Regions from separate parts of the Homo sapiens genome. Here all the other regions are linked to region 3. A link is a contact called in ENCODE Hi-C or POLR2A ChIA-PET data. All regions are on one chromosome and are shown on one strand. Each heading gives the region's core, a stretch centred on a gene start or an enhancer-like site at or near the end of the contact. The rest is flanking DNA. Distances are from core to core; before and after follow the strand shown. Region 1 holds the start of LINC02998 (long intergenic non-protein coding RNA 2998). Region 2 overlaps LINC02998 (long intergenic non-protein coding RNA 2998). Region 3 holds the start of GPX8 (glutathione peroxidase 8 (putative)).

The links. Hi-C counts contacts between places; a loop is a spot of excess contacts on that map. ChIA-PET counts read pairs that join two places held with the same protein, here RNA polymerase II (POLR2A). Pooled maps may share reads with other maps.
Region 1: a map of IMR-90 shows a loop between it and region 3 (10-fold over the local background). The contact joins the promoter of LINC02998 here to the promoter of GPX8 in region 3. A Hi-C loop is called at or near these places in 1 of 168 maps with a recorded cell type or tissue (IMR-90) and 3 of 50 pooled maps. POLR2A ChIA-PET finds 5 or more read pairs at or near these places in 3 of 52 experiments (BJ, MCF 10A and RWPE1).
Region 2: a loop to region 3 is called in a map of A673, with 4 times the contacts of the local background. The contact joins the enhancer-like site here to the promoter of GPX8 in region 3. A Hi-C loop is called at or near these places in 2 of 168 maps with a recorded cell type or tissue (A673 and aorta). POLR2A ChIA-PET finds 5 or more read pairs at or near these places in 1 of 52 experiments (activated T-cell).

The regions. Positions count from the first base shown.
Region 1 is chr5:54,741,538-54,745,762 of GRCh38, forward strand. LINC02998 (long intergenic non-protein coding RNA 2998) reads right to left here and starts at 2,721. Exons shown (of 3, transcript NR_104658.1): 1 at 2,322-2,721. RefSeq lists an enhancer at 2,943-3,087 and a cis regulatory region at 3,010-3,020.
Region 2 is chr5:54,718,776-54,722,793 of GRCh38, forward strand. The region is part of intron 1 of LINC02998 (long intergenic non-protein coding RNA 2998); the gene reads right to left. All of the region lies in intron 2 of LOC105378969 (a long non-coding RNA gene), which reads left to right. Among named protein-coding and RNA genes, the nearest start is that of LINC02998, 23 kb to the right of the region's middle. Within about 2 kb of position 1,341, at least 7 of the 41 ENCODE cell types and tissues checked have a DNase peak (open chromatin) inside an H3K27ac peak, as active enhancers do; they include A673, where a contact is called at or near this core.
Region 3 is chr5:55,157,888-55,162,105 of GRCh38, forward strand. GPX8 (glutathione peroxidase 8 (putative)) reads left to right here and starts at 2,284. Exons shown (of 3, transcript NM_001008397.4): 1 at 2,284-2,509; 2 at 3,107-3,368. The coding sequence starts at 2,306. All of the region lies in intron 2 of CDC20B (cell division cycle 20B), which reads right to left.

The DNA.
Region 1 (4,225 bases), core at 1,471-3,970, 420 kb before region 3:
AAGAGAAATGGAAAATTTGATGGAGAAAAGAAACATTGTAATTTGTTTGTCATAAATTACATTGTAATTTAAATGTGAGACATTAGAACAATTTAGTTTTTATTCCTGCCTATATTATTACATACCATTCTTCCTTGTTTTGAAACTCTTAACTAGGTGAGGCAGAGCTAGAAATTGTCTCCTTATATACTTTTCCTGAACAAAGGAATTCCAAATTTTTGCTGGCCTCATAGCTTTTGGAGTAAGGTTTTACAGGTATGATAAGGAGACTAAGTTCTGGCCTGATATAGCAGAAGTGAGGAATGTGATTCTTAGAAGTTTTCCTAAAGGGAGGAAGTGAATTCTTTGTTCTGTTTTGCACTGGCTTGAAGGCAGACATGGTGGCTGGCGCTTCAGTAACTATATTGGGCCATGAGCTGAAAGCACGTGTTGAGGATGTGGCACCGCAAAATAAAGAAGCCCCGCTTCCTGATCCTGCAGAACAAGGGCCAGCAAACTTTTTCTCTAAAGGGCCGAATCTTCAGTTTCGTAGACCCTACAGGTCTCTGTCACCACTAGTCAATTCTGCCATTTGAGAGTGAAAATATCCATGGAAAATATAGAATAAATGAGTTTCTAATGTTCCAATTTGTTTTTCGATAAAACTTTATTTATGGACATTGAAATTTGAATCCCTTATAATTTTCTTTTTTTAAAATTCTATGCAAGGAAACAGTAGAATCTCTCATCATTTTCAGCCATTTAAAAAAGGAATAATAATTCCTAGCTCCAAAGCTATACAAAGACCCTGGGGCCAGATTTGGCATGGGGCATGTTTTGTCCACCCCTGAAATAAATCACCATACAGCCCCAAATTGTTGATCTTTAGGCTTTACCTACAGGAAAGAGACACTTTGGTGTTGCTTCTGCTAGATGGAGTTTGCTCTGATTCAGCAAAACGAATTCCTGACTTATGATTACTAGATGCAGCAGCCCCTGGGGGTGCTCCACCCACACGCAACCCATATCAATTCTTTTCCAGCTCCGTGCACCCTTCCGGGTTTCTGTGGCTTGCTTCCAAGGCTCAAACTTGCAACTCTCTTTTAAGATAACCTTAGGTCCACTGGCACCTGTGGCTGGAAAGTTGGAAGTGCCTGAGAATTTACATGCCCTCTGGGCAGCCCTTCCCTAGAGAACTTCAAAGCCTCGCTGACTTTTGCATCTGGACGAACTCAGACAGAATTTTTACCCTGGAGTTCCCCTGTAGAATCAGGCACAGGCCTCCCTCCTCAGGACTTTGCCTGACATCACACCTTTGTTTGGTTTGCTCCCGGCTCCTGTCCTGTTTTTCCTGCTCTTTCCTGGACTTCCTATGGGAGCACTTCCTTCACAATTCACGTGCACATAGCCCTTGTCAAGGTCTACTTCTGGAAGCTTCAATCTAAGCCATAGTAATCATCCTTGCTCAAGGAGATTTTTCTCCAGACTCCAATAAAACAGAAGAAACAGCAGTCTCCTCTTTACAGAAATAAAAAGGAGTGTTCTAGCTAAAGCCCTTTTTACAGAGCAGCATAATGGGTAAGAGCAGGGGCTCCAGAGTCAGCCTGCTTATAAACAGTCTTTTGGAGCCTCAAGATTCCTCATCTGTAAATTGGAGCTAATGACAATGACAGCACAGGGGTTGTGTTGAGGCTATGTTGAATATCATGGCACTTACACATCCCATCCAGCACACAAGAAACACTCCATAAAAGTTAGTTACTATGAGCATCATTAATATGTTGTCTGAGGCATTTTGACACAACCACTGCTACTTGTAAATTCCAACACAGAATTTTCTTGGTACATAATAGAAAAACAAGTGCTATCTGCTGCTCTGTGAGAAGCTGATGATGAATTACCAAATAAGATTTTCTACTTTGTAGGTATATTTGAATATCAGTATGTCCAATTAATTCAGTATAAATATAAAGGACACATCCTGCTTGAAAATGTCAGCAATAAGTTAGGCAAATGGCTGCATTCTGAAACCAGGCATACCTGGACCATACTCCCAAATATGCTGCTCCTGTAGAGACTTCAGTATTGATTTACCCAATCAGATTGCCAATACTTACCTCCTAAGGTTATTGTGAAGATTAGACAAAACTCTGCATAAAAAACACTTAGCTACTCTTTATTAGGAATTTACTATGTTCCCGGCACTGTGCTATTGTTATCCATGCCCAATTCCCCGGAAGAGAAGTGGAAAGATTCCATACATCACTGGGATACCTTTACCCTGATGACAAAGGCAGCAATGGCACCGACTCCCAGAAGATAATCTTTTAGAAAATAATCACCTGGTTTTTTCCTCGGCCATTAGCCTTCTTGGGTCAGTTTGCTAGAAACCAACCCCCCAACAACAAAGAAACTCCAAGGAAAATGAGCCTCTTCATTGCTGCTGAAAGCAGGGGGAACTGCGTCCTCTTACAGGCTCTTTACTATGGTTGATACAAGTGAGTCTCCATTTTTTAGCTTCAGTACCATCCAGTCAATGCTTTGTAGGAAGAGCTGCATGTCGGAGTGTTAACCCGCCAGTGTTTGTGCATCTCTCTGGGAGCCCTCCTGGCAGAGCCCTCCTCTGCACCAGCACAGAGGTCTGATGTGGGACGGTCAGGCTATCAGAGCTCAAAGAGAAAACAAATCTCTTCTGTATAGGCCAGGAAGGCCTCACCAAGGAGCCTTTTTGCTCTGCTTGGGAGGGAATGGAAAGAAAAAAAGGGAAAACCACACCCTTCGAAGGCCTCAGTAAATATTTGAAGCGTGCCTAGGTTTGGCCAAATGAGAACTCCCCTTATTTAAGTATTTATGAAATGATCAAATAGCAGGATTGTATTTCCATGAGCTAGAGAGTTCTTATTTAGTGACACAGATTTTTTTTTTGTTCAAACTTTTTTCTTTTTTTGCCACATTCAGCAATTGCTATCAGATGCTGAATGTCTGTGGTCACATACTCAGCTTCCTGTTTATAAATGCGCTCTGTTTTCAGTGAGTCAGCAGTTTCTTGTTCTACAGAGAGGTAAAACTGGTGGTGTCAGGGCCGTGGGGGGTTGAATGAGCTTTGTGAATGGCCCAGTGTGTGCTGGGCCTCAGGATTTGTGTGAACAGGTACTCACACTGTCTGTGGCTGTCCATAAGCTGAAATAATTCAGCCCAGTGAGTTTGGTGGTTTCTCATCTGATTCTGTCCAAGCGAAACAAAGCCAGACACTAAAGTGGTAAGGACAGACATTAACCAGTAATAACTATTGCAATAGGGAAGAGTCCAATGTAAACTGAACTCAGCTTCAATTTGTGCAGAGGTGACTGGACTTTTTTTTTTTTTTTTTTTTTGGAGACGGAGTTTTGCTCTTGTCACCCAGGCTGGAGTGCAATGGCACAATCTCGGCTAACTGCAACCTCCACCTCCCAGGCTCAAGTGATTCTCCTGCCTCAGCCTCCTGAGTAGCTGGGATTACAGGTACCTGCCATCACACCCGGCTAATTTTTTGTATTTTTAGTAGAGATGGGTTTTGCCATGTTGGCCAGGCTGGTCTCGAACTCCTGACTTCAGGTGATCCATCCGCCTGGGCCTCCCAAAGTGCTGAGATTACAGGTGTGAGCCACCATGCCTGGCCAGACTAGGCATTTTTAGGGAAGAATGAGGGAATAGGAAGGAGGGCAAACAGAACCAGTAGGGTCAGGGAAGTGAAAAATTACGAAGGGCTGTTCAGTATAAATGCAATCAGACCAGCTGTGCCTGCTAGCTGGCAGTTAGGAAAGTTAGGATTCTATCCTCTCTGAGACTGGGAGACAGAGGTCCTTACCCTTCCTGATGATTACATTCAAAGGAATAGCTTTCAGGGCCTTGAGAAACACACTCCTGGGTTGTAGGAGATACATATACATCTCAAAGGTTACAGAGAACTCAAAATTGCCCTTCTTAGTAAGTGCTCTACGAAAGAGTGGTCAGGCTAGTTCCAGGTGTGGGCTAGAGCAAGCAGTAAATCCCCCTGGGCAGCCTTGAGTTTTCTCAGGCAGGCATCCTTAAGGGGGTAGGAGCATCCTGGGGATGTGGCCTTGAGGTATTGGAAACCTTATTAGCGATTGTGCAAGTGTTTTAGAGCAAGGCTGAGGCCTGGCTGAGAAGAGGGCTCAGAAGAGCCTGACTAGAGTTTGCTCAAGGTCAGAGTCTTTGTCACTGTGAGGCAGCCCAGGGTCTGTCT
Region 2 (4,018 bases), core at 91-2,590, 440 kb before region 3:
TGTGACAAGGAACTAAGGCATCCAGCCAAGAGCCAGTGAGAATGTGAGACCAGCCAACAGCCACATGAGTGAGCTTGGAAGTTGGAAGTCAATCTTCCCGCCTTCAGATGGCTGGAGTCCTGGCCAACAACTTGACTTCAACCTCATGGGAGACTCAGAGGAAAAACGCCCAGCTAAGCCCCTCCTAGATTCCCAACCCTTAGAAACTGAGTGTGATATTTGTTATTTTTGAGTTGCTAAGTTGTGTTATGCAGCAATAAATAACACCATAGGCAGCAAACACTGTAGTATTAGCAGTACCTGTGATTCTATCACTTTATCACTAAAATATTTTGTTTATTGATTTTAATATGACTGGTGTCCTTTATGTCCTTTATAATTCTATGTATGTATTTAAATTTTTGCATTTAAAAACATTCTTCTGAGAGGGGATCCATAGGCTTTACCAGACAGCCAAAGGGCACAAAAAAAGGTTAAGAACCCTGAATTTGCAAGTCATAGTTTCTTCCTGGTGATGTGCAGGGGGACAAAAAACACCTCCCAAAGGTGTAATTAAATTCTGCACAGACCACAGCGGCAGGATCTTCCAGGGGTTGGGGCCAGCTGTCCGCTGTGGGGACAGGGATGAGCTTGGTGGGCTGGGCAGGGCTGTCCTCCTCCACAGGAGGGAGGAGCAGCTTCTGCATCCAGCCTGGACTCCTCCAGCACCAGCAGTGCCTCCTGCCCACACTTTGCACCAAACATAGCTCTCCCTTCCCTTTTCATCCAGTGTCAGAATTGCTCTTTTAATTGGCTGACAACCCTGAAGCCGGGAGAATGCAGAGGAATGCAGTCAATGTGCTGACAGCCCGTGTGAGAGTCAGCACAGAGCACCCGCTGGGCTGAGCAGCAGGAGGTGGGCTCCTTCCCAGGGTAGTCCAGAGAAGGAGCTGAATGTGAAACTCCTGTTTGGCATTTCCTGGCCCAGGACAATGGAGATCATCACACCTCCCCTTGATCCTCAGGAATCTGGATGCTCACTGTCTAGAGGGGACTGGACCCCAGAGGCATCTCCCCAGCCCTTCATGGAAAAGTGACCGGCACCAGTACCTCCATTTCCAAGATAAGAGTTTGTGTCCCTGGTCCTAGAGGTTCCAGGCGGAGCTAGGAAAAAGTTAGAGAATGTTGGCCACCTCCAGTGTCAGTCTCAGCTTACAGATGTGGACACTGAGAGCAAGAAAAGTGAAGTGTCTTCTCAGGGTCACAAAATTCATTTGGCAAGAGTCAAATCAAAACCCTGGTGTCCTGACACACTGTGCCTGTCTTATTGACTGTTATATTTCTAAGCCCTGGCAGAGGGCCCAGCACATAGAATGTTGTTGAAGGCATGAGTAAGCACACCCAATCTGAGTGTTCTTTCTGTCCCATCAAACCTTTCTACACTTTCACACAAGGACATGGAAAAAACAGTGGGCCTGGGTGAATCTCTTCATTTTAATTTTCCTCTTTGTCAAAACGAATGGTAAGTTGTCTCCCCATCTCTACTTCCTCCTTTTTCCACTTCAAAATCTAAAAAATCACCCATATTTTGGCAAGCTGTTAGATTACAAGAGTGAATTTTGTTGTAAATTTGGTAATCCTAGGATCATTACTAGTTTAGCTGTAAAATGAAGAGGTACTCTAAGACTATTATAACAAGACAGGAAAGATAGTGCTGGGGACTCTCTGTGACCCATGATGAGACGGGAAGGATGAAGGAGGGACCCCCCACCTCCTCTGAGGCCAGAGCTGAGTCACAGGTATCTGAAGAATTTGTATCTCCCCTGCCTAGAGCAGCGCCATTCATGCATTACATATAGTAGGTGCTCAATAAAGATTAGTTGACTGCTGATTGACTGACAGAGTAGTGAAAGCACCCTGCGAGCTGACCCTAATGGTGGTCACCACAGCCTCCCATGTCTTCTCCCTGCAGATGAGATAGGCCACCAAGACGTGAAGTCCTAAGGGATCCAAGCCAGAGCCAGATCTCCAATGTGCCCTTCCAGGCTCTAGTAATGAGGATATGAGAAGCCCAGGGTGGCAGAATCCAGGTAGACCTCTGTATTGCACATGTGTGCATATACATGCCTTGCCAATGTGTACCTCTGTAATCAGCTAATAGGAACTGGTAGACATCTATAGAGGACAGCCAGCCAGAACAAAGCCGTGGCATCATGATCCCAAAGCTGAAGGAGTTTATCTTCACCATCTCCATTACTGGTCGTAAGTCTTAAGGAGCCACATGGCCACATTGTGGCTTTCAAAAGCAGTCCCTGGCCTTCAGTTTTTCAATGAAGTATACCTCATAACACACAGACACACACACACACACAAAACATATATATATAACACTTATGTATGAAAAGTATACTCTTTTATCTAGAAATATTCCCAGAAAAATCAAGGAAGAAAAACATCAAACATAAAAAAGTATATTCTATTTTAGTGTGTTTCCTTTTTTCCAGTCTCCTGAAAATCCTTGGATGCAGGCTAAGTTGATGAGTTCATGAGTTGGATACAGTATGTGTTTTGAATTTTTATAAAATCCTTGGAAGATTATACCGGATAAGGCAGTTTTTTTCTTCCTGTGACATATTTGAAATAGAAGGAAAAACAGGAGGCATATGCCCCTGAATAGTTTAAGGTAATGTGGTTTTAGCCATTCAGAGCAATAAATATTTATTGACATCCTACTATATATAAGACATTGAGCAAGTGCCTTACAGAGTCAGAAATGAACATGATACATCCCCGTAGATAAGGATTTGTGCCTCTGGGTACCTATAATCTACTATATACACAACAAATGAAGTGTATACACAAATGATAGAAAATGCATGCAGAAAGTGCTAGATGCAGTAAAAGACTCCAAATAACATATTCTGGAATGACAAAGAGCAATTTTAGGAGAATGAAGGGATTAAAGGGTGAATGAGAGGTGAGACTGAGGAGACATAAGTACAGGAATTTAGAGTTAAGAAGGTGAGGACAATATTGAAGTGAATGGCAGGGCCAAAGAAAAAATTCTCTCCAAAGGGGAAGTATGGAACCCATTTCTACCATCCAATCATGTGCTCTCTCTCTCTCTTTCTCCCTCTAGGTTGCAGAATCAAATGTACAAAGCTAAAGGTTAGCATGCCAAAGACCATTTTTTTATTCTCAGAGACCTGAGAAAGGAAGGTTAAAGGGTCCTATGACCAAATTATTTTTCACCTTAAAATCTCTGTCTTTACTTTCCCTAAGTGGTTTTCCATGTCCCTGTCTCCTTAGCAATAATGACCAACGTCAAGATGAAATAAGATGAGAGAAAGTATCTGAGTGCTGTGTTTTGTCTTTCAACCAGGCACCTAAATATATCCACAAATCAATTCTACTCAAAAGGGCGGCTGCCTGGAAGGCACTGGCGTAGGCCTTGATCTCTCAACCCCCTTCTTTCAAATGGCTCTCTGACCTTTTAGAGTTTGCATTTTTTTCTTGGCCAATTTTCTTCAGTAATATTCTTCCTGTTTTCTTTCTAGCCATGATGTTTTATCTAGCCTACCTCTAAATATTATTTCCTCTCTAGCCACACATTAGCTTATTTTAACTACTTATTCTTTCCTGACTATCACCTTTCTACAAACTTCCCACGTCTCTTTGGCACTTTTCCAGCCATTTTCCATCTTACCTCGTATTTTGTGCAGAGTTCATACAAATGTATATATATTATACATATAACTCATTCCCATGGGCAAGCTTCACAGGAAGCATCTTACAAGGCACCATTCATCACATCCCACACTATACCCTGGCCCCAAAAGCTTGTTTAAAGCTCTTCCTCTGATAGCAGATTCTATGTAAGGCAGGCAGAGCAGCATGCTGAGAAGGGACTCTAACTCCCCCTTTCCCTCTCATTTGTCAAGTGAGATCATGTATATGAAAAGGCTTTGAAATTCATTTTATATTATATTATATTATATTTATTTTGAGACAGGGTCTCACTCTGTTGCCCAGGAGCACA
Region 3 (4,218 bases), core at 1,034-3,533:
TTGGGTTTACACGGCTCAAATTACAGCAGGTATTCTATGAATTAATTTTAAAATGCATGTTCCTAAGCCATTTGCTTGTACAGCCTGAGGAGTTAAAATATCTCGTGTATTCATAGAGACATGAACACATCCACTATGGAAAACAAAGACAAACCAAAGACTCTTGTTGCTCTGAAACCAAAAAAAGTTTGAGGTCTAAAGGTTCTCAAACTTAAACGTGTGTATGTGTCATGAGGAGATCCTGTAAAAGTACAGATTCTGACTCGGGAAGTCTGGGGTGGGGCCCAAAATGCTGTGTTTCTAACAAATGCCCAGGTGATGGTACTGTGGAAGGTCCCAGATCCCACTTAGAGAGCAAGGCCAGAGAGCTTAAGCAACATAGCAGTGTTCATGTCATATAAACACAGGGACTTTGACTTTTTAAACAATTCAGCCAGAGAACACCAAAGTAAAATTATCAGGAAGTGATACAACACATCTTACATACATTTTTGTTCTTTACTAGGAATTATGTTTAAAAGGGAATACTTTCTGCATAATCATTGCTTTTTCTACTGTATCCATTCTTACTGAGCCATGAGAGTAGGAGTCGAGCGGTTCCTCTCACAAGTTTTACACAGTAGGCTATGGGCTTTGCTCAGCCACCCGAAAACACACATGCCACAGAGCGGGAACCAGAAGAGCAGGCAGCACCCTGAGCACCCTCTCTGAAGCTCCACAAGCTAACAGTGACAGGAAGGGCACTCCACAAACATCTCAGCTCATTCCCTGCACTTTCTGGAAACACATCATGATCAAATGGCATAATGCCCCTTCATCCAGATCTTGCCATGAGTCTTAAACAGAGCAGAATTGAAAGTGAATGGCTTTTAGGATATACAGCCCTCAATTGCCTCCCCATACCTACCCCTAAAATTCATGACCGTTAGCAACAGCAAAGTTAGGCCCCCTGTGCCAGGCAACAGCCAGGGGAGGGAAATAAAGAGAAAAAACGAAGCAATTAGATGACGTGCCCAAGTAGAGGTGGGTTTTGCAGGGTTTGTTTGTTTTCAGGGATTTTTTTTGGTAGAATTGCCTTATTTAACTGTTAAATTACTACTTTATTATCGAGTTCAATTTTTGCTTTTTTCCCTCTTCTTCTTTTGTTCTGATTTTAAGATAGTCTCACTCTGTCACCCAGGCTGCAGTCTACAAACACGACTCACTGCAGCCTCAACCTCCTGGGATCAAGCGATCCTCCCACCTTTGCCACCTGTATAACTGGGACCACAGCCATGCACCACCACAACCAGCTAATTAAAATTCTTTTTTAGAGACAGGGGTATCGCTTTCTTGCCCAAGTTGGTCTTGAACTCATGGGCTCAAGTGATCCTCCCATCTAGGCCTCCCAAAGTGCTGGGATTACAGGCGTGAGCCACCATGCCCGGCCTCAGTTTTTTCCATCTACAGGTTGTAGTGCATCGGTGAATGATGAAATCATTTTGATAGGTCAGAACTGGGTTGTTTAAAAATGCAACAGGTGGGGGTGCATCACAGTTCAAAGGAGAAGTGTTGTTTCTCAGTTGTGTGTTGTTTGTACCCAGTTATGTTGTAAAGTGCACTGCTGACTGGGGGTCATGAGTAGAAATTTGAAAAACACTGGACTATAGTTTGCTCTATGATAGAGAAGGGTTTCTTTTAACACCTTCACTGTTTTTAACATATTTATTTTGACTGTATTCACTTGGTATTTGATTGCCTTAGCTAGATGAATCAGGGTAAATAGCCTTTTTCAGATATTTCCCTGCTCTTTCCACTATAAATTTCCTGAACTCATATAGCATGTTTAACCCATACATGTAATAGTAACGTCCTTCAGGGTATACACCATATGAGTAGGTCACATTTAATCTACATTCTAAACTATTGCTGAGCATCGTACTCCATCCTCTGCATCCAAACAGTTGCTCAATAAATACACAGCTTAGCATGGGGAATGAGCCCTCCGTAGCTTTCGAGTTACAAGAGCACCATCTTCTGGCGAAATATTTTCTTTGTAGGGAGAATGTCAAAGACCTACCAAAAATGTCCTGATTTTTCTAGCAAAAATTATAATTACATCACAAATACTTTGAAATTCTGTAGAGCTCCTTGCTTCATTCAGGAGTTTCGCTTCATTTCCCCTCTGAGAAGTGGTCTTTCTGTTCCTTAGCAGTGAAAGCAGTCAGCCTGTCCTTCCTGGTTTTCCGTTAAACTAAGCCGGTTTCAAGTTTCAGCTCCTCCTTGAATTCCAGGCTGCTGAGACTTCCCTCTAGAATCCTCCAACATGGAGCCTCTTGCAGCTTACCCGCTAAAATGTTCCGGGCCCAGAGCAAAGGTATTTGCAGTTTTGCTGTCTATAGTTCTATGCACAGTAACGCTATTTCTTCTACAACTAAAATTCCTCAAACCTAAAATCAACAGCTTTTATGCCTTTGAAGTGAAGGATGCAAAAGGAAGAACTGTTTCTCTGGAAAAGTATAAAGGCAAAGTAAGTTGCATCATCTGATTTTTATTGTTATCATTTTTCCTTGTCTCTGTTTATTCCTCTTAATAAAATCAATTTTTTGCTGTTACATGGTCATAAGTTGGAATTTAGTCTTCAGAGTAATGGTATTAGTACATCACTTTAGTTATTACAGTTCTGATAGTTTGCTTCTAAATAATAAATTCCGATTATCTCGTTTTCTTTAAAATGCTTTAATTTTGTGCTGAATTGACATGTAAAGTTGTTTGGAAAATACTTATAGTTAGTAATGTGAACATGATGACATTTATTAATAAAAGTATTGGTTCTATAATCTAATAACTTTAAAAAGAACTTATCAAGGATCATAGTTTTATCTTTAATTTAAAAATAAACTTTCATGAGTATCTAATGCTTTTTTAATGGCAGTACTATTTCAGGGCCTTAACCCAGGCATCTAGGTTACAGTTTTCAATAGAACTGTGTATGTCCAAAAATATGAAAAAAACATCAATCAGAGGTTATAGTCCCCCCCAAATTGTTTAGGATTTTAACTACTTGCAGAATTTTTTAAAATCTTTTGCTTCACTTTCCGGTTGGATTTTTTTCTTTTTCCGGGAGGTTTCACTAGTTGTAAACGTGGCCAGTGACTGCCAACTCACAGACAGAAATTACTTAGGGCTGAAGGAACTGCACAAAGAGTTTGGACCATCCCACTTCAGCGTGTTGGCTTTTCCCTGCAATCAGTTTGGAGAATCGGAGCCCCGCCCAAGCAAGGAAGTAGAATCTTTTGCAAGAAAAAACTACGGAGTAACTTTCCCCATCTTCCACAAGATTAAGATTCTAGGATCTGAAGGAGAACCTGCATTTAGATTTCTTGTTGGTAAATATCTGCCTTGCATATGCTGTTTTAAATTGCTTTTCATTTTTAAACAATTATACCAGGACAATACTTTCCTATTTCATTTGAAACGTTGTATCGGGAAAGCTTCATAAAACTATCATCAAAGAGCCAGAATCTCATCCTTTGTAACTTCTAGGAGTTATGCTCCCCTGAAATCAATGTTTTAGCTTCTTAGATGGTAAAAGAATTCTATTCCAATATATTTTATTCCTTATTACCATCTTCCTGAAGAATTTACTTAAAGTGTGCCCATGGCTATTTTCACAAAATATCTTAATTCTCCTCTCTTGTAACTAGCATCTGGAGAAATGTCCCTTCCCGTCATTATAGCCACACAGCTCTCATGAATAGTGCTGGGCATTATTAGTTAACATATGTTTGTGGCTAATTTTATGTTGTCTTTCTTATCTGAAACAATATTCTCAAAGATGAATATGTCAGCTTACCAGATTTTTGCTAAAATCCAAAAACATATAACTTGGTTTTTTCAGAGGGCAGTAGTGTTAGGCTATTTCTCCAATTAAGCTAGCTACAGAAATCTGTTTAAAGACTTGCCAAGGTCACTTAGCACAAAGGTCATGAGGCATACAGACAGCATAGGCTTTGGCCTCAAGCTACCTGGGTTCAAACCCCTGCTCTTTTGTTTTTGCTATGTGGCTTCTTAACTTCTCTGTGCCTGTTTCTCATTTGTAAAATGGGCTATCAATAGTACCGCCTTCTTAAGATTGTTTGGAATTAAGTCTGTTAATAGTAAAAATAAAGTACTTATACACTGCTTGCTCTGTGCCAGACACTGTTCTAAACCATATTAGTCAAAAAAAAAAAAAAA